Regions from separate parts of the Homo sapiens genome. Here region 1 is linked to region 2. A link is a loop called in an ENCODE intact Hi-C map of the cell type or tissue named here. Cell type or tissue: HCT116. All regions are shown on one strand. Each heading gives the region's core, and the rest is flanking DNA. Links, peaks and the distances in the headings are about the cores only.

Region 1 (11,222 bases), core at 2,044-10,043, 790 kb before region 2:
TAATCTTTGTTTCTATGTTCATGAGAGATATTGAACTGGAGTTTTCTTTATTTCTTTCGCTGGCATTTTTTAAATCAGTTTTTGTATCAGGGTAATGCTGAAACTAATTTTATGAGACCAGCATTACCCTGATACAAAACCCCTGATTAAAAGTTCAGACAAAACCATTAGGCATTTCTTTATTTTTCAAATTACAAAAATTGTTGATCAATAAGTAAAAGTTTTTCATCCTGCTCCACTTTCTGAATAAATGTGTGCAGAACTGGTATTATTAGGTTTGTGCAAAAGTAATTGCGGTTTTTGTCATTAAAATTAATGGCAAAACCGCAATTACTTTTGCACTGACCTAATAGTTCTTCCTTAAATACTTGATAGAATTCACTAATAAGCCATCTAGGTATTGAGGTTTGTTTGCAGGAAGACTTTAATTACAAATTCATTTTCTTTCATTGACATAGGGCTAGTTGCATTTTTCATCTCTCCTTGTGTCAGTTTTGGTAATTTGTATCTTTTAAATAATCTGTTCATTTCATCCAAGTTGTCAATGTACTGACATAAAATTATCCATAATATTATCCTATTATTGCTTTCATGTTTGTATGATCAGTAATGATATTCCTTCTTTCATTCTTCATATGGTACTTTGAGTTTTTTCTTTTTTATTGGTCAATCTAGCTAAAACTTTTACTTATTGATCTTTTCAAAGAACCAGCTTTTGGTTTCATTAATTTTCTCTATTGTTGGTTTGTTTCTAGCCTTTCATTATGGATTTGTATAGGCTGGGGAGTGAGTTATGTTGAGTAGGTCTGAGATGGGGGTCTGTAGGGTGGGCCAGGGAGTGAGATCTATGAAGAGCAGGGATTCTCACCAGTGTCAAACCCTGTGACACAGGTAAGTTTCACTGCTTTTCCCTGTGCTATTCCCAAAGCAAAACCCTTCTATGGATTTTTATAGTTAGACCACTATAGAAGACAAAAAACAGGCTTCCTCCTATACCATTCCCCTCCCCATTTCCCACAATATCATAAAAGGAAAAGACAAGTGGTCAGACATATGATAATTGTATGGCTTTTGGCACAACAGATACAAGTCTACAGTTCAAAGGTACGTCTGATCTAGAAAATCTTTGGCTATCCTAGGCATTTCATTACAGAAGGATGGGAGTGAGCTGGCACAAGGAGGAAAAACGTAGCTAGTTGGATATATTAAATAAAGGGTCAGTGCTCAGGCTGCATAAATGTTGATGAGATAGAAAAGACATGTCTCAAGAGAATGTTGTTCCTTATCGTGTTGCCATAGGATCCTATCTTGGAGCAACAGTAAAGTAAGGGCCAAAAGAAAGAAAAGTGTAGAGGGGCTGGAAGTAGGCGAAGGCTCATCTCAGGACATAGGGCAAGGGCAGAAGTTTCTGTGGTTGCTAGGATGGGACAGCTGGTCCCAGAAAGTCACTTATATATGAATGACAGAAGGGCACATGCACACACACAGACACACACCCCAGTATAAAATAAAAGCTCATGGCCCATATGGTCTTGATATACTTACAAAGCCTCGTGTATACTGATTCAGGCTATCGATTGCTGCAATCTTTGATAATTCTTCTTTTACATATGTAGGAGGGGATATATCTGGAAAGCCTTGGCCAAGATTCACAACAGAAGGGTCTGCAGCCAATTTGGTAAATTCAATCCTAAGATTGAAAAAAATACTAATATTAATAAGTTCTACAATTATAAAGTTCGCTTTTTTATATCTTATAGTCTTACCACAAAACAGACAAATAAGACCCTAGTTTAGTCCTATAGGTTTTAAAAAATGAGTTTCCAACAAAAATTTACCAACCACAAATCAGTTTACCAAATAGAATGATGGCTGAATTTATGAACCCAATGTCCCTTACAAACCTCAGTTTCACGCTACCCATATTTTAACCACATATATATATTTTCTCAACAATTCCAGCTGCTGCTAAGTTCTTTCATCAACTATTAGAGAACAGAACTAATAAGAAAAGTTCCTGGATTGGAGGTTAAGTTCCATGAGGGCATTAACATTTGTCCTTTTCTCTGCCATATGTCCAGTGTCCAGCAAAGGGCATGGCACATGTGCCAAATGAACAATTCAGTATATGGATTGCTAACTTCCTTCCATTTTCATTTAATGGATGAATTAAATGAGGACCTTTATTTATAGACCATGGATGAGGCAAAAAAAACTCCCATCTAAAGATACGAAAATATGTAGGAAACCCTCACTAAATTATTATTTATTTTAAGATACTCACCACACATTACTATCAAGTCCTTCAATCCGTTTTGCATTTGTGAATTTCAGTGACATTTTCTGAAATATATAAATATTGAAAAGGAATTGCCTTAGTCAAAATTTTAAAAGCCAGTAAATCATGGGTCACTCTTCTTCCTTTTCCCTACTGTTACCATGTAAATAGTAGTTCCATAAAGATAAATCTTAGACTCCAACACAAAATTCTGAAGAGGAATTCATCTCCCACCTACTACTGAAGGAATGCCTTTTTTTTTTTTCTCAGACGTGGTTGCCCAGGCTGGAATGCAGTGGTGTGATCATGGCTCACTGCAGCTTCAACTATCCAGGCTCAAGTGATCCTCCTGCCTCAGTCTCCTGAGCAGGTGGGACTATAGGCATATCCTACTGTGCCAAACTATTTTTTTTGTTGTTGTTTGTTTGTATATTTTATAGAGACAGGGTCTTGTGGTGTTGCCCAGGTTGGTCTCAAACTCCTGGCCTCAAGGGATCCTCCTACCTTGGCCTCTCAAAGTTTGGGATTACAGGTGTGAGCTACCATGCTTGGCTGGAAGGAATGCTTTTTCAAATGAAATTTAGATGTTCATCTTCTCACCTAAGGACAAAAAGTATCATCCTACCCTAGAAAGCTAATCTGTTTTAAGGCTTGTAATGTAGTAAAGAGAACAATAATAATATTTAAAAAGTTAGTTTCAAAAAATATCTTAAGCCATGCTCTGAACATCATTTTAGGTAAGATGTACTAAGAGTTTCACAAGTAAGTTCCTTGTATGACATACAGGAAAGACTCAACAAATGGTTTTAAAGCTACTCAGTAAGGGGTTCCATAATTATTGCTAACATTATTGAGTACTGAGTATGTCCTAGGTACTGTTCTAAGTGCTTTACATAATGAACTCATTATTACTGTATGTTTACAAAAATATGTAGTAGTTCTATTACATAGTTAGAACTATGAGGTACAGAGGTACGGAGAGGTTAAGATCACACAACTTTTCACATCTGCTCAAGTTTATGAAAGCTAGTAACATTTAAACCCAAACAGGTTCAACTCAGGATCTGAACCCAGACAGTCTGACTCCAGAATCCATACTCAGAACTATTATATAATTTTATACTGTGTTTTATATAATAAGACCTTCTAAAAATATTACTAGAATGCTGCCTCTTAAAAGTATATTATAAATTTAGGATAAGCCTACTAATACCAAGCAAGCTAAGGCTGTAGTAGAAAAATAGGAATTAAAATTATCACATAGCATACAATTTTTTAGTTCTTTAGATTCTAAAATTGAGTTTTATACTATCTCCCAAAAGTATTGAATTAGCTTTGAGTTCATTGTTAACAAGCTGGTAGAAATAAAAAAATGATTGACAGCATTTTTGCAGAGAATTTTCTAATGGAATATTAATGTAATTTTAATTCAATCTGGGAAGATAACGATAATGGTTATTAAATAGACCATTGTTCTCATTCTATTCTAAATAATGGGACCAAGAAAAATACCTTTTTTAGTGTCATATTTTGTCTTTGAAACTCCAGTGAAGTAAATCACATGAAAATTCTCCAGAGGTTAAAAAGCTTGCTGGAATAGCATTATAATTACCCACCTGAACATGATGCCATTCTAGAGACAACAGTTGTACAACTACCAAGTTCTAGCATGATAGGTTGAAATATCTATCTTAACAAATGCTCTTGTCTATCTCTAACACAATGTTTAAAGCTTAATTCATTCAGTAGAGACCACAAACACAAAGGATGATTTATACATAAAAAAGTGAGTTTGATGTGCTGTAGATAATTTAGACACAAAATCCAACTTTAAATTATTTAGATAATTGAGGTTGAAATGCACTTTCAGGTTTAATTTTCTTTAAAATTTGTTTCTAGACTGGCCTCTTCTCTCATTGTTCTTCCTGCTTCCTCTTCCCTCCCAATTCTATGCCACACCCATTCTAATTTTTCAAATAGTCTATGTTCTCTCTCATTTCAGTAGTTTCATGTGTGATCTTTCCTATGCCCAAATGCTCTTTCTATACCAATGTTTCTCAATGTTTTTTTTTATTATTGCCCACCTAAGGAGACCTTCTTAGAAATTCTTTCCTAGTCATCTTCCCTCCCCTCAATTAAATATTAAGAGGAATACAATTTTGTCACATAGGATTGAGCTTTGGATGGTGACAAAACAGTGTGATAGCTAAGATTTATCTTGTCTGCCAAGCACCCATTTTCTTCTCCTGGGGGAGATCATGCCCTTGTTGAGAGTGCATGTTCTCTACTCAGTCCAATTCCTGGTCCCCACCACCCTTCCTTGCACTTGGCTAACTCCTATTCCACTTGCCAAGTGCAGTTCTCAAATTCGACTTCATTCCCTCCCAAAAGCCTTCTTTGGTTCTACGAGTCAGGGTCAGGTGCTTCTCCTATGTGCTTCTATTAAATGCAGTACAGCAAGTCATCACTTAAAAGTGTCATATAGGTTCTTGGAAACTGCAGCTTTAAGCAAAATGATATACAGCATGACCAATTTTACCATAGGCTAATTGAGATAAATAAGAGTTCAGTTTCTACAGCATATTTCTGGTCACAAAATCACTACTATACTTCTAAATAAAGAATGAAACACTTCTAATATGAAACATTGAAATAAATGTGAGCTATACATACATTTATTTTAAGGAACTGGCTTATGTGTTTGTGAGGGCTGGCAAATCTGAAATCTGCAGAGCAGGTTGGAGACTCAGGGAAGAACGGATGCTGCAACTGGAGTCAGAAGAACTCCCTCTTCCTTGAGGACCTCAGTCTTTTCCTCTTAAGGTTTTCCACTGAATGAGGCCCACCCATATTATGGATGGTAATTGGCTTTACTGAAAGCCTACTGATTTAAACGTTAATCTCATCTAAAATACACCTTCACAGCAATACCTAGACTGATGTTTGGCAAATATCTGGGTACCAGGGCATAGCCAAGGTGACACCATCACAGTGTCCAACATATAGTTATGCCTAGCACATAGTTTCAAATAATTATCTGATGAATGAATTTTTTTAAAAAAACCTCACTCACATTACAGGGTGAACTTATGGTGTCAGTTAGCTCTATCAGTCAGCTAAAGTTCGTTTATGCTTCAGTGATAAATGACCCCAAAGTCTTGGTGGCCTAAAATCATAAAGGTTTTCTTGTTCATACTACATATCCACTGAGGTTCAGCTGCTGCCCTGGTCTGTGTCACTGTCATTCTGAGACATAGGCTGATGAAACAGCCTTCACCTGGAACACTGCCTGTTTCATGGCAGAGGGAAGAGGCTCTTAAAAGGTTCTGTTAGGATGTGCACACATCACTTCTTTTCATATTTTATTGGGCAGAGCAATTTCACAGCTAAGCTTCACATCAGTGGGGCAAGGAAATGTAACTGTCCAGCAGGGAACAGCAGCAAATAATTGTGAAAAACATGGTGGAAATGAAGTCTGGAGGTATAATGAGATACGTGGTTGCTATGGGTTGGACCATGCCCCCCTTAGTTTCATATGTTGAAGTCCTAACTCCCAGTTCCTCCGGATGTAATCTTATGTGGATATAGGGTTACTGCAGATGTAATTAGTTAAGATGAGGTCATTAGCGTGAACCCTAATCCAATATGACTGGTGGTCTTATAAAAAGGTGAGATCTGGACATATACATAGACCCTGTGTGAAGATGAAGGCACAGACTAAGGTGATGCTCCTACCAGCCAAGGAATGCAGAGATTTCCAGGCAATCACCAGATGATAGTGGGGGTGGGGTATAGAACAATCTTATTCACAGCTCTCAGAAGGAACTGGCCATGCTGATACTTATCTCAGACTTTTAGCCTCCCAAACAATGAGGGAATAAACTGCTGTTATTTAGTAAGCCACCTAGTTTGTAGTACTTTGTTAAGGCAACCTGAGGGAACTAACACACTGGTGAAAGTTTACAAGACACTATACAATGTTCGGAGTCACCAAGATTCTGCAGTAGATGCAAATGCTCACTGTCTAAGTAAGAACTACTTCCCAGAGCAGATCCAGTATCAGGTAATTAAAATCAACCTAGAATCCTACGGGGAATCAGGGCATGAGTCCCAGGCAAGTAAGGGAATGTCTATAAGGCTTGTATAACTTCTGGATCAGCTAACCCTGTGATATGACTTTGGCTACCAGGGTGATTAAAGGCCTATACTTCCATGTTATTAACGCAAAACTGCTAGTGAAATCAAAGGTAGCATCTTTTAACCTTACTTATGCTCACTTGAGGCTAATTTCTAGAACAATGAAGTTCTAGAAATTCACCACCAGGTGGCAAGCTTGACAAAGATAAGGAAAAGATTAAGTCTTTAAAAAAGTTTGGACAGATCGAAAAAAACTAATACTGTATGTTGAACCCATGATCTTAAGACCCTAGTCCATCAAAGTTTCAATTGTATATATTTTTAGGACTCTTCCCATAAGATCTGAGGCAGGTGAGATGGGACAGGTACAGAAAAAGTCTTCCTAAATGATGGGCTGAAGCTGGGAGAATTGAGGCTGTGGATATCTGTGTAGTATGGGCTGTGAATCAAGTCTTCATCCAGAGAAGTCAAGGTCACAGCCAAAAAGTTTAATATTAGTAACAATAATAATAACTGCAAGAAAAGGCCAGAAATAGGAAATGCAAAGCTCATGGATGGAGAGGTGAAAACAGAACCAGGCTTGGGAAACAGATGGATACCACACTTCGGGACCAGGAAAGAGCAGAAGTGGGCACCCTTTTCATGGGGGGCCTGGATGCTGGAGGGCCCAAATGTTACTGTCTTTTAGATCTATGAAGTGGGGATTTGTAGTTGCAATCATGTGTCATTTAAAAATATTTTTAATTGTCTCTTAACAAAGTACTGTATCTTAAGTATTTTATGAATTTTCTGAGTCATAAAAATTTCACTTTTAATTACAACGTATGTTTTTGGTTGTTTTTGTGCCATATTTTACTCATTCATTCCCCTGTTGCTGGGCATGTTATTTCAGTGTCTTGTTGTCTTGCAATGCATTTTGGTGTCTCTCTCTTTTTTTTTTTTTTTTTTTTTTTTGAGACAGAGTCTTGCTGTTGGCCAGGCCGTAGTGCAGTGGCATGATCTCGGCTCACTGCAACCTCTGCCTCTTGGGTTCAAGCGATTCCCCTGCCTCAGCCTGGGACTGAGAGATGAAGCCAGGTGGACTTCCTGGGTCGAGTGGGGACTTGGAGAACTTTTCTGTCTAGCTAGAGGATTATAAATGCACCAATCAGCGCTCTGTGTCTAGCTAAAGGATTGTAAATGCACCAATCAGCATTCAGTAAAAATGCACCAATCAGCGCTCTGGGTCTTGCTAAAGGATTGTAAACGCACCAAATCAGCACTCTGTGTCTAGCTAAAGGATTGTAAACACACCAATTAGCACTCTGTAAAATGGACCAATCAGCACTCTGTAAAATGGACCAATCGGTGCTCTGTAAAATGGACCAATCAGCAGGATGTGGGCAGGGCCAAATAAGGGAATAAAGGCCGGCCACGTGAGCCAGCAGGGGCAACCTGTCCGGGTCCCCTTCCGTGGTGTGGAAGCTTTGTTCTTTTCACACTTCATAATAAATCTTGCTGCTGCTCACTCTTTGGGTCCGCACCACCTTTAAGAGCTGTAACATTAACCCGAGGGTCTGTGGCTTCATTCTTGAAGTCAGCGAGACCACGAACCCACTGGAAGGAAGAAACTCTGGACACATCTGAAGGAACAAACTCCAGACACACCATCTTTAAGAGCTGTAACACTCACCACAAGGGTCTGTGGCTTCATTCTTGAAGCGAGCGAGACCAAGAACCCACAGGAAGGAATAAATTCCGGACACAGGACTACCGGCACGTGCCACCATGCCTGGCTAATTTTTTGTATTTTTAGGAGAGACTGGGTTTCACCACGTTAGCCAGGATGGTCTTGATCTCCTGACCTCGTGATCTGCCCACCTTGGCCTCCCAAAGTGCTGGGATTACAGGCATGAGCCACAGCGCCCAGCCCCACATTTCAGTGTTTCTACTGTGCATTTTAATTATATGGTCTCTGCTCTTTTCCCCTGCATTTTAAAGTTTCACGTGGAAGGTGAGTGCTGTATTGTAACAAAACTAATTATCACAAGAAGGATAATATCCTCAATATTATAGTCATCTGGTTCTATCAAACTAAACACATTTAACTTTTGATTTACTTTTATTGAAGCTTTACATTATATATACAACACAGAGTCATGTGCTGCATAAACACGTTTTGGTCAATGACAGATTGCATATATGACGGTAGTCCCATAAGACTATATGGAGCAGGCCGAGCATGGTGGCTCATGCCTGTAGTCTCAGCACTTTGGGAGGCTGGGGTGGGTGGACCACCTGAGGTCAGGAGTTCAAGACCATCCTGGCCAACATGGTAAAACCCCGTCTCTACTAAAAATACAAAAATGAGCTAAGCGTGGTGGCAAGTGCCTGTAGTCCCAGCTACTCAGGAAGCAGTGGCAGGAGAATCGTCTGACCCAGGAGGTGGAGGTTGCAGTGAGCCGGGATCATGCCACTGCATTCCAGCCTGGGTGACAGAGCGAGACTCCATCTCAAGAAAAAAAAAAGAGTATATGGAGGTAAAAATTTCTACTTGCAGCCAGGTGCAGTGGCTCACGCCTGTAATCCCAGCACTTTGGGAGGCTGAGGCAGGCGGATCACAAGGTCAGGAGTTCGAGACCAGCCTGGCCAATATGGTGAAACCCTGTCTCTAATAAAAATACAAAAATTAGCCGGGTGTGGTGGCATGCGCCTGTAGTCCCAGCTACTCCGGAGGCTGAGGCAGGAGAATTGCTTGCACCCGGGAGGCAGAGGTTGCAGTAAGCCGAGATCACGCCACTGCACCCCAGCCTGGGTAACAGAGGTAGACTCCATCTCAAAAAAAAAAAACAGTTCCTACTTGCCTAGTGGAGCCATTGTAGCTGTTGTAACATTGTGGCATGATGCATTAGTCACGTGTTTGTGGTGATGCTGGTATAAACCTATTGCAGTGCCAGTCATATAAAAGTCTAGAACATACAATTATGTACAGTACATAGTACTTGATATGATAACAAGCAACTATGTTACTGGTTTATGTATTTACTATACCATACCTTTTATTGTTATTTTAGAGTGTACCCTTACTTATTAAAAAAAAGTTGACTATAAAACAGCCTCAGGCATGTCCTTCAGGACATTCTGGAAGAAGACATTGTTATCATAGCAGATGACAGCTCCATGCATGTTATTGTCCCTGAAGACCTTCCAGTGGGACAAGACGTGGAGGTAGAACACAGTGATACTGATGATCCAGTTCATCGGTAGGTCTAGGCTAACGTATGTGTCTTAGTTTTTAACACAAAAAAGTAAAAAAAGAAAATTACTAAAAATAGAAAAAATTTATAGAATGACATAAAATATTTTTAAATATTTTGTATAGTTTGTGTGTTAAGTGTTATAGAAGAGTCAAAGATTAAACATTTAAAAAGTTTATAAGGTAAAAAGTTACAGTAGGTGAATTGTCTTCAATTTATTATTGAAGAAGAAAGGTTCTGTTCTGTTTTGTTTTTTTGAGACGGAGTCTCACTTCGTTGCCCAGGCTAGAGAGCAGTGGCACGATCTCGGCTTACCACAACCTCTGCCTCCCGGGTTCAAGCGATTCTCCTGCCTCAGCTTCCTGAGTAGCTGGGACTACAGGCACGTGCCACCATGCCCAGCTAAATTTTGTATTTAAAAAAAAATTGATTTTTATTTTTTTGAGACGACGTTTCGCTCTTGTTGCCCAGGTTGGAATGCAACGGCGCAATCTTGGCTCATTGCAACCTCCACCTCCCGGGTTCAAGTGATTCTCCTGTCTCAGCTTCCCGAGTAGCTGGGATTACAGGCACCTGCCACTATGCCCAGCTAATTTTTGTATTTTTAATAGAGATGGGGTTTCACCATGTTGGCCAGGCTGGTCTCGAACTCCTGACCTCAGGCGATCTGCCCTACTCGGCCTCCCAAAGTGCTGGGATTATAGGCGTGAGCCACTGTGCCCTTCCTTTATTTTTGTACTTTTAGTAGAGACGAGGTTTCACCATGTTGGCCAGGCTGGTTTTGAACTCCTGACCTCAGGTGATCCACCTGCCTCAGCCTCCCAAAGTGCTGGCATTATAGGCGTGAGCCACTGCACTTGGCAGAAAAAAGTTTTAATAAATTTAGTATAGCATAAGTATACAATGTTCATAAAGTCTATAGTAGTGTACAGTAATGTCCTAGGCCTTCACATTCACTCTACTCACTCACTGACCCACCCAGAGCAATCCTGCAAGCTCTATTCATGGAAAGTGCTCTACACAGGTGTACCATTTTCTTATCTCACTGCATTTTTACTGTACCTTTTCTATGTTTAGATATGCAAATACCATTATGTTACAGTTGCCTGTAGTATTAAGTACAGTAACATGCTGTATAGATTTGTAGCCTAGGAGCAATAGTCTATGCCATATAGCCTAGGTGTGTAGCAGGCTATATACCATCTAGGTTTGTGTAAGTGCACTCTATGATCACAGAATGTATCCCAGTTTTTAAGTGAAGCATAACTCTATTGTATATAGATATGTATGTATATAATATATACACATATGTATATATGTATATAATATACACATGTATGTATATGTTATGTATATTTTGATGTTCCAACCATCACAGTGATGACATTTAGTATTAATTCATTCCTTAGCACTTGTACCACTTCCTAAGTGTCTTTGTTTAAACACAGATCTTAAAAAGAAACTGTTATGTTCTTTCCTAGCTTTTTTGCTTTTTCTTTCCTGCTATAAAATTGTGTTGGCTGCTCATGCTTCTTTGAGATTTTATTTCTTCTCCGGGTGGAGTTGTGGTG
Region 2 (10,956 bases), core at 1,196-9,195:
AGATCTAAGGGTTTAACTCTTAATTTGGAGGCACCAAGAAGTTACAACACAGTGCTACTTGAAGCTTATTTTATAGATAACATACTTAACTGTTAACAGATTCAGTTAGCTGTTTACAGTTTAGTTAACTGGATATAGTTCTCAACCCACATGGGGTCAGTCATTTTCAACAAATCTTTTTATTTTCTCTATAGAATTCAGAGTTCAAGAGCTCCTTAAAGGATACACAAAACTGTCATCAGTAGTTAAGATTTCGGTGGTCTGGGGGTGAATTCCAGGTAAGTAGTCCCTCTTATCAAATGTCTCTTTAACAATGCTTGCAGCTATCTTGATGTGACAACCATCACAAAAGCAAATATTAATCAGATCACTAAAGGGACACAAATAACCGACACTAGCCAAGAAAGAATTCAAATATATTTTTGAACTAGTTTGGGGCCAACTTTTGTGTGAGAAGAGGAATTGAGTTCACTTCATCTGGTGTTAACTGAAATAAGAGTTAATGTGCCAAATATCTTCATCAGTGACTAAAACTAAGACCACAGATTAGAGTGCCAAAGGGTGTAACTAGAAGGAAGTGTCAGCATTGCAGAAAAGAATGCAAAACCAGGAGGATCTCATGTGAAGGGCTGGCTGCCTAATGGATAAGAAATATGGCCAGAACACAAGGAAGGAGACTGGCGAGTAATAAAGCTGAATTTAAAGGCTCTCAACAAAGCCACCTTCTCTTGCAGGATTACCACTCCTCCTGCTGCTCTCAGGACAATTCCTGAGCGCGCTGGTGAGAGGCTATGTTCAATCATCCCCAGGGTCCTTCAGCTCTTCCTTCCCTGTTGAAGTAGAAATGAAGATCAATTTTACTTAAGTAAACATTTGGTTCTCACAGCCATAAGAGAGAAAGTTCGGTTCTCAGAGAAGTACGTACAACTTACTTCTCTTAAGACAGCTCCGTTTTCCTAAAGACAGTTTATGAACCCCCAAGAACCTACAATGTTCCCTGGAGCCAGTTTAAAGTGTTGAGTCCTCTCTGGTTCTAGGATTCTAGAAGGATCAAAGTTTATTAACAAATCATATAGCAACTACGACTGCCCAACTTTTCCACACAGTTTCTTCTCCGTAACCAGATCATGTTAATGTAATTACTATCAAAATTTAAATAAGTTTTTTTCATAGACATAGACAAGCTTACTCTAAAATTTATATGGAAAGGGAAAGACCCAAGAATTGCAAAAAACAAAAAAAAAAAAAAAAAAAAAAAAACTTTAAAAACAAGAATAAAGTGGGAAGAATCACGCTTCCAAATGTTAAGGCCCTATATATAAGTGCTGTATCCAAACAGTATGGTATTGGTAGAGGGAACAGGCAAAGCAATCAATCAGTGGAACAGAATAGAGAACACAGATATAGACCCACTCAAAATTCCCATTAATTTTAGACAAAGAAGTAAAAGCAATGCAATAGAGGAGAAACAGCCTTTTCAATAAATGGTGCTGGAGCAATTGGACCTAAACCAATACCAAAATTAACTCAAAATGGATAATTGACTAAAACATAAACATACAACTATATAAGAGAAAAATCTTTGGGGTGTAGGACTAAGCAAAGTTCTTAGACTTGACACCAAAAGCATGAGCCATAAGAAGAAAAATTTATAAATTGGATCTCATCAAAATTAAAAACTTCTGTGAAAGACCTTGGACAAAGGATCAAAAGACAAATTACAGACAGGAAGAAAATATTTAGAAATTACATCTCTAAGAAAGGTCTTGAGTCTAAAATATATAAATAACTCTCAAAATTAAGAAAAGGACTGCTTTTGTTTGAATGTTTGTGTCTCTCCAAAACTCATATGTTGAGATCTAAACCCCAAGGTGATGGTATTAAGAGGTGGGACCTTTGGGAGGTGATTAGGTCATGAAATGGAGGGCTCATGAGTGAGAACAGTGCCCTTATAAAGGAGCCCAAGGGAGCTTATCTTCCCTTTTCACTTAGTGAGGACGCAGGGGAAAAGAACTGTTCTAGGAAACAGGAAGTGAGCACTCACCAGAAACCAAATCCAATCTTGGACTTCCAGCCTCCAGAACTGTGAGAATTAAATTGCTGTTGTTTATAAGTCATCCAGTTTACAGTGTTTTGTTATAGCAGCCTGAGCAAGCCAGACAAGGGCCCAAGGCCTCCATCAGCACCACGTTTTATGATATGTGTTCTGTGAACCATCTGACTTCGGATCTTAGAGGAGGAGGTAGCAGAGGGATTGGTAAAATGCCGATTCCCATGGACTGCTCCAGAAATTCTGATTCCATAGATTTGGGCAGGACCTGAGAAATCTGCATTTAAAACAAACTCCTTGAGAGACTTTTTTTATTATTATTAAAGTTTGAGAACTCCCACCATGGCCCAATCTACCAAATTATAAAGGAAGAGCATGCTGGGCATGGTGGCTCATGCCTGTAATCCCAGCACTTTAGGAGGCTGAGGCGGGTAGATCACTTGAGATCAGGAGTTCGAGACCAGCCTGGCCAACATCGTGAAACCCCATCTCTACTAATAATACAAAAATTAGCTGGGTGTGGTGGTACGCGCCTATAATCCCAGCTGCTTGGGAAGCTGAGGCAGGAGAATTGCTTGAACCCAGGAGGCAGAGCTTGCAGTGAGCTGAGATCGCACCACTGCACTCCAGCCTGGGCAACAGAGTGAGAGTCCATCTCAAACAAACAAACAAAAAAGAAGAGCAGCATTAGAAAGAAAACCTGTACTGGGACAGTTGTGCCCTAAAGGGGCAAGCAAAAAGAAAGGGAATAAAGACTAGCAACAACCCAGAAGTGCTGTGAACAACAGTTTCTAAGAAGTGACCATTCTCTGTATTTATTAGGATGTGAAAGAAATGAAGTTCCCTCTCTCACACACACATTCGAGAATACAAGTCTGAGGAGAACCTGCTCTGGGTGAAGAATTTTTTTTATAATTCTCATATTCATGCTCAAGGAGCATGCACTCCTAGGCATATATTCACAAGGGGCTATGAGAGCCCTGGAGAGACCAGGTACTCTGAGGGTAGGACACATACTTTAGCAACTTGGGGGACACATTCTCAAGCTGAAATGGTGTCTCTGGAGCCCATACGAGTTGTGCCTGTGGGGGCCCCACAGACAGGGACCCTTGGCATTGCTGATAATTGAAGGGTCTGCCACAGAGGTCTCTAACATGACTTTCTACCACCATCTTTCCTGCTCACTTGCACATCAATAGACACACAGGTATATTGAGCAGCAGCTCTTCCTCACCTTGTCATCAAACAGTCTGTTTCTGCCTTCACCATTTTGCATCTGACCTTTCACAGGTAGCAAGAGAAGAGTCTAAGGAGCAGCAGGCAACGTGCTGAAGTGCAGAGCCAGGTCAAGGCTGGGTTTGTCTGAGCAGCTGGTGAGTAAGAGAGCTGTGACCAGGGCTCTGAGAAATATGGACAGGGGCCAGCCTGACAAAGACAACAAAGAACTGCCCAGGGGAAGGTGAAGAAGGTAACTGTCAACCCTTCAAAAAGTGAAATGGCGTTAGTAAGATGAAGGCCAGCCCATAAGAGATGCCAGCCAAGATGGAATAATGCGCAGATTTTCATCTAAGGGTGGGAATGACCTGTCGGCCTGATCCAGGCACACTGGCTTCTGAGATTCCCTTCCTAGCCCTGCCCACACACCCCCCACCCGACGCCCTTTCCCCAGCCTAGGTCCCTGAGTTTCTCATTCGTTGCTCACTTGTGTCTATTGTATGTCTTCTTCGTCAAAATCGAGCAGGGACTAATTAGCGGTGAAAGCAGAGACTCCAGCTCATTTCCGTTCACCTCATTATTTGTTTCTCTTTTGGGCTGAAGCCAAACAACAATCAAACATTAACATTCCCCCTGCAGAGCGGGCACACGGACACATGGGAGCATGTTACACACACCACACCCTCACAGCGTGCACACATGCACATGCACACACACACACCTGCTCCACTGCTATTCGGCTGTGCGAGGTCTCTGCGGCCCCGCTGTCTCCGGGCATCTAGGGTAACATCTCTTTCCATTTCAGACCTGGGACTGGTCTGAAACTGTATAATGGAATGGCCCTGGGCAAGCAGGGAAAGGACGTTGGGAATTTCCGGAAGCACAATCCCCCTGGCCAGCACTGGTGTTAATTAAGGGCGCTGCTGGTGTTTTGCAGGCAGCTGTTTCCTCCTCCGGCCCTCCTGTTCCCCGGGCCGCCTGGGCACCGGCGCCTGCACTCTGGCATTCATTGCTCTACCGTAAGCCTTGTTTCTAGCCGTTTTCAATCAAGTGGGAGACTGTCCAAATTTCCGTCTCAATGAAAATCAACTGTTCTAAATCTAAGCTCCCATTAAGCGTTCCAGGGGCTGGCCTGACTTGGAATTTAAGCAGCAGCGCAGCCCTCCCTGGAGTGAGCGGCGGCCGGGGCTCCAGATAAGGCGGGCCTGCCTCCTAGTGGCCAAGGTGCTGCAGGGCAGCTCTGAGGGCTGGAGGGCTGCGCAGCCGCCACCCGAGGACACGGGGAGGAGGCACAGTAAGAGAATCCTTAGAGCCTAACGCCCCCTTCTCCGTCGCTCTCGAGCCGCTCCAGTCCCCAAGTCCCATCCCCTTTCCTTCCCCGACATCTCTCCTCGTTGCCTCACTCTGGCTCCGTCGAACTGCAGTGGTCTGTTAGCTGGACTCTATCTCCAGCTTCTGTATCGAATCCATGCACCTCGCTGCCAATTCGTCTTCCGGACGCTCGTTGTCAGTCCTCTGTGATCTCTAATTAAGGCTCTGCTGAGTCTCCTCTTTATCTATAGGGAGAATCCTCAAGCGGGGAGACACACCCTTCCTGCAGAGGCGTATCGCCAGCCACGACAAGGCGAGCCGCGTTTCTCCCCACACTCCCCAAAAAGGCGATGACCCTCCCCAGGCCGCGCTCACGCTGAACCCCTGTTGCTGAGCTGCAGTTCCTGGAGGTGTCCTGTCCTCAAATGTGGGGATGCGGGGAAAAGATTAAGAAGGTAAAAGTTCAAACCAGGCAAAAGTTCAAACCTCTTGGCACTCCACAATGTGGCCTCAAGCTTCCCTTCTAGCTTTAGTGCTAGAGTAGAATGAAATGAAGGGTTGGAATGCCAGGTGTGCTACGTTTTAGTCATGGAACTGTATGAAAGGTTCTAAATTCTAAATGTCTTTACAGGGTTGTCATGGAGACTAAAAGAGGTCGCCGGAGTATCAAATTTAGCACAATGCTTGCCACATAGTGAATGTTCAATAAATGGCAGCTGTCATTTTCCTTCCCCCGTTAGAAAGACAACTGGTTTGCTCACAGTTCTGATACCGGCCTTGAACTGAACTTTCCATCTCTGCACCTCGGCTTTTGACACCCTATTTGCCTGGAGCGTCCACTATCACCACTTTGGTTAAAGCTACTGTCACCTCCTGCAATAGACTAATTCATCTCCCTGCTCCTGCCCACAGTTATTTTTAATCTAGCCACCAGAATTTTTTTAAGTGTAAATCAGATTATGTCACTCATCTGCTCAAACCCCTATTGTAGCTCCCTATTTCACTCGGTGTAAAAGCCAAAGCACTCACCATGTCCTGGAGGCCCTACATGATCTGGCTCTTTTCCCCCTTCATGTTATTTCCCATACCTTTCTCCCTTGTTCACTCTGTTTCTTCCACAATGACCAATTGCTTTTGCTGGAAAGCACCAGCAATTTATTAATAGCCTTTGTGTTGGCTTTTCCCTCTACCTAGAATATTTTCCTCACATACCTGCATAGCTCTTTCGCTTACTTTTTCATGACTTTGTTCAGTTGTCACCTTCAAAAAAAAAAAAAAAAAAAAAAAGCCAGCCAGGCATGGCGGCTCATACCTGTAATCTCAGCACTTTGAGAGGTGAAGGCAGCAGACAGCTTGGGCCCAGGAGTTCCAGACCAGCCTGGGCAACACGGCAAAACCCCATCTCTACAAAAAATACAAAATATATTTTTCGTAGAGGACGGTGGCACACACCTATAGTCCTAGCTACTTGGGAGGCAGGAGGACTGCTTGAGCCTGGGAGGTTGAGGCTGCAGTGTGAGCCATGATCATGCCACTGCACTCCAGCCTGGGCAACAGAGCAAGACCCTGTCAAAAAAACAAATAAATAAAAGCCAATCCTGACCACATATTTAAAATTTCAAACTGCTCTACTTTCCCCCAGTACTTCCAATCCCCTTTATCTTGCCCAACTTCTCCTTTTCCATAGCACATACCATATTCCTTACTACCTTCTAAAATAATATATATAACAAAGCCAACCATTGGCAAATAAATCTCTCATAATTTGCTGATGGGAGTGTAACTTGGTACAACTACTTTGGAAATCTTTTAGAGAGTATCTACTAAAGCTAAAAATACTTTATTTTACTCTTGTATATAAATCCAACAAATTGCAAATCCAACAAAAAGGAGTACTTTTTGTCAGATTTATTTTGGTCGGTTCTGTAAATATAATATGTTATATAATATATAATAAGATATATACTTATATATTAGTCACCTACTCATATAGCTATATAATCATATAATTTATGATCTAATCATATCACATATAATAATCTTAATTACTTTAATCATTTCACTAAACTAGGAACAACCCAAATGTCAATCTACAGTAAAATGAATAAATTTTGATTTTTTTCAAACAATAAGTACACAGCACTAAAAAATAAGTTATTCATGGTATTCATTAACAACATGAATGAGTCCAGAATCTAATATTGAGCAAGAGAAGTTGGAAACCAAAAAGTACCTCCTATATGATTTAATTGATTTGAAGTTCAAGAAAGGCAAGACTTCAATGATAGAAGTCAGAATAGAGCTACTTATTTCTCTAATTGGGATATAACCTAATCTTTCTGAAAACAGGGAGAATATTCATCTTGCAGGACTGCTGTGAAAATTGCAGATAATATATATCTAACATCTAGTACCAAGTTCCTAGCACAGAATATTTGCTAACGAAATTATTGTTTGTATTCATGTGTGTTCTTAATTCATGTTAGTTTGATAATTGCTAAGTAAAAAGATAGTTTTACTCAACCCAAAGGTTCTGGTTGCATCTGCCATTTGTTGCCACCCAATAGCCATATCCCTTTTATTCCTTACTAATAAAATCCATATTCTTTCTCAGGACAGCTATGTGCCCAGTCCTGAAAGATAAAGCATGACAAGTCTAAGCCAATCAACAAACTCTCATACCCTTTTGCCAGATATTCACTTTCCCAACTCCTCCTTGCAGCTAGGGGTGCCCATGTGCCCAGTTTTGGCCAATGAGATTTAAAGAGCAATTCTGATAGGTAATTGCTTAGGAAAGATTTCTCCTCTTTACTGAAAAGAGATAGACACACACTATCTAGCTGCCTCCTGTTTTCTGCCTTTGAACAAATGATTCCCAGAGCTGTGACAATCATATTTTTACCTTAAGAATCGTAAAGATAGTGACAGAGTCCTAAAATAACAGAGTTATCAGTCACCTACCTTCAGACTTTTTGTTCTAAGAGTTAATTATCTTTATTATTTAAGCCACCATTAGTTAACTATTATGTTACATGTAGCTGAAATCATTCCTAACTGTGACTGTTCCCTTATAAATTACTAGTGTACAAAAGAGAATCATAAACTGATAAGACATCTTACTGGGCTCTCTTTAATTTTCCCAGTGTCTTCATGGTCCTTTTTTCGTAAGTCTCTTCCTTACCCGTTTACTAAAATGTCATTTTCTAGTCAAACATCTTTCAATGGCATATGAACTCACTAATAAGACCAATAACTTTCCAAAGGCCTTTAGGGCTAAGACATACATTTAAAACTCAGGGAAATTCTACACCGTTGCTGACTCCTGTTGGAGGTTGACCAACTGCTAAACTCTGACAGTAACACATATTAACCTGCATTTGCCCACAAGCACACCAGTGTGCCAATTCTGTAAATGTAAATACACTGTGAGCAGGTGGTCCATCCAAGCAGGGCTCATTCCTGGTTGGCAAGGCAAATTACTATGATGTTAATGAAGTTCTAGGACCCCTCCCTTTCATGAGCCCTTTTCATGCTTGGGGCCCGAGAAATGTGTTCCCATAGTCATAAGCTTTTGTAAAACTTGGGAGCTATGTTAACTACAATCGGTTAAGACCTCTGTCTCTTTCCTCTCCAGCTTACCCTCTGTTACACTTGCTCTTCTGTAGGGTGGTCTTTTTGTTTGTTTGTTTTGGAGACGGAGTCTCGCTCTGTCACCCAAGCTGGCATGCAGTGTCATGATCTCAGCTCACGGCAACCTCCGCCTCCGGGTTTCAAGTGATTCCCCTGCTTCAGCCTCCCAAGTAGCTGGAATTACAGGCACGCACCACCACACCCAGTTAATTTTTTTTGTTATTATATTTTTAGTAGAAACGGGGTTTCCCCATGTTGGCCACGCTGTTCTCAAACTTCTGACCTCAGGTGATCCGCCTTCCTTGGCCCTCCAAAGTGTTGGGATTACAGGCATGAGCCACTGCGCCTGGCCAAGGGTGATCTTAAAGAGGCAAGGGGTGATTGGATTCAGCTAAGGGGAAGCTGACTTGAAAAGGCATAGAGTTTGGGTTAAGAAGATTATTTTTATGTGGTTCACTTCCATATCTAAGTTATTGTTAGCTATCGTGGTGCAGGAATGGCTTCCAGCAATATTTCCAATGCTCCTTTGCTGCTCAGCCAATATCTGACAGACAGGTGCAATGCTAGAGGTCATATTGTGATTTGAATGTAACCTATTGCACTTGGCATTGGAAGTCTGTAGGTAATCACGTAGACAAAGTTTTCAAAAGTATGAACCCAGAAGCTAGCCTGTGGAAAATTCTGCCAATCTTCAGTTATGTAAAAGTCTGAGCAGAGGATTTAATTCTCAAAGACGCCTGATCAAAATGGAAGTTCTGTCCTGTTGAGAATATACATGATAAGCAGTGTATGCAATTATAAACCCAATATTTTTTATTTTTTGAGGTAAATCACACAAAATAGAATTTATCAGAAATCCTGTGATTGTAGGACACAGACCAGTGCCAGGTTCACAATGACTGTGCCTGTTTGTTTAGTCATGTATTTTATGCATCCCAACATGTTGGATCACATCGCATCCTAAAGACAAAGAGCAGCTTTAGACAAAAGAGAATGAAAAAGTATTCATCAATGAATCACAACAACCTAAAGAAACATTCCAATGATAAAATCACCACACATATTTATAAAATAAGTCCATGTACATAGTATAAGAATAATGACAAGTAGGTAGCTTAATGCAATGATGTTTAAAATCTATTTTACTTACTCTTCTATATACCTTAATTTCATGTAGCTTTGTGTATTTATTCAGAATTATTGATTATATTAAAATTCAAAAGAATTATAAAGGTATATATAAGGTAATTCATTAATAAAAGAATTGCATAATTTGTCCTGGACTTTTGATGTTTGTGGTATATTTGTCAACATTTTATTCTTTTTTAATTTTTTTTCTTTCATGACAGACAGGGTATGTGCGGATGTTGTAACAGGGTTTGAATGAAGCACGTCTCACACACCTCACATGTGAGAACCCAATCATCACATTTATGAACTACAAAAGGATTGGCATTTTAAAATTTGTAATTTGTGGATTTTTCTCATTCCAAGTAAATAGTTGTTTACATACCCAATTTTTTATCTTTGTTTTTGTTTTAATTTTTTATTTCTTTTTTTATTTTTTATTTTTTCTATTTATTTTTTCTATTTTCTACAACCAATTTTTTATTCCTAACTTTGCGTTCTTTTTCTTAAAGAAAGCCTCTGCCAAATTGTGTAAGCTCCTACACAACGCATAACTACCCCTGGTGATCAGGCAACAGTCACAATCAGTGAAGGCTCCAAATGATATTTACCAGTTTGGTTACTTTGGAAGTACTTTCAACGTCAGGCTTTAAAAGGGCAAGAATATTAACTGAGAAGAATTGAAGCTACTTTATTGAATGCCCTACATGGTTTGTTAAGTGAACATAACCTAATATTAAAATAGAACGCTTCTCACCTCAGAAGCGTCAGTCCAGAGGGACTGACATTGTGGCTCTCAGGTACCAATGTGCGCATGGGACAGAACACCATAAGAGTAATCTAAAACAAAACAAACCCTGATGTTTGGGTTTGGTTGCAAATTTTAAGGTCATTTATCCAAGGGCTTCTTTCTCTCTTCAAGAATAGAAAAGATTTTTTGGAGAGTAAGAAGAAAGAAGAAAGATTCTAGTGAGAAGGATTTTTTGGAAAAGTTTTTGCTGTAAGCCTGAAGTCCTGTATCTCAAGAGGAAATAAGGGGTGAGGGGACACCTGAACCTCCCTCAGGTTTTGAGGGCCTTCAACACGGCCATTCTGAGAGTCTAATATGTGTCACCTGAAGTTTGAAAGACCGTGAGCTGAGGGCTGATTTCTGCCCCAGAAAATGTGCAGAGTAAGAGAGAAGCTGGCCAGTTGTGTTGAGGATGATGAAGCCAAAGCAAGTAGCTGCTACACCTGGGAAATTCCCGCAACCCCAAGGCCCTGCCGTGGAAGGACACGGCATGTTACCCCAATGCAGGACAGGATAGAGGACCAGCAATCCTGAGGCTGTGTTAGGCTCTATCAGACAGGACCTCCTAGAAGGGGCAATGGGACTTCATAGTGTGTGTGGGTGGACCCTCTAAAGGGGGGAGCTGTCAGCAGAAGGGGCATCAACACAGCTCCAGAGATCCCACAGAGCGGGTACCCCCCAAAAGAGTGCTCAAGAGAATATCAGCTTTAAACGTCAGCCACACTCAGCACAAAGCCAAATTATGGCAGATAGAGCTGAGTAAGAAAATTCCCTTCTACTATTTTTGATTCCTCTCTTTATGTCCCAAACCTAGGGGCAAGCCTAATGAGGA

What was found. Hi-C counts contacts between places; a loop is a spot of excess contacts. Peaks named below come from ENCODE experiments on the same cell type or tissue, not always from the same donor. Only the 100,000 strongest peaks of a DNase experiment are listed, where the experiment ranks them.
Region 1: a loop joins it to region 2, with 4 times the contacts of the local background. A loop is called at or near these places in 3 of 110 quality-filtered maps.

What each region holds. Positions count from the first base shown.
Region 1 is chr1:88,967,125-88,978,346 of GRCh38, forward strand. It overlaps KYAT3 (kynurenine aminotransferase 3), which reads right to left. Exons shown (of 14, transcript NM_001008661.3): 3 at 2,285-2,343; 4 at 1,546-1,690. Among named protein-coding and RNA genes, the nearest start is that of KYAT3, 20 kb to the right of the region's middle. In HCT116, for the core only: a CTCF peak has its summit at 6,598 (motif pointing right); a DNase peak (open chromatin) is centred at 6,587.
Region 2 is chr1:89,758,663-89,769,618 of GRCh38, forward strand. It overlaps LOC107985743 (a long non-coding RNA gene), which reads left to right. Exons shown (of 3, transcript XR_002958333.2): 3 at 195-276. It overlaps LOC124904833 (small nucleolar RNA U13), which reads right to left and starts at 9,656; the gene lies at 9,550-9,656. RefSeq lists an enhancer at 4,072-4,572. In HCT116, for the core only: a CTCF peak has its summit at 4,471 (motif pointing left); a DNase peak (open chromatin) is centred at 4,459.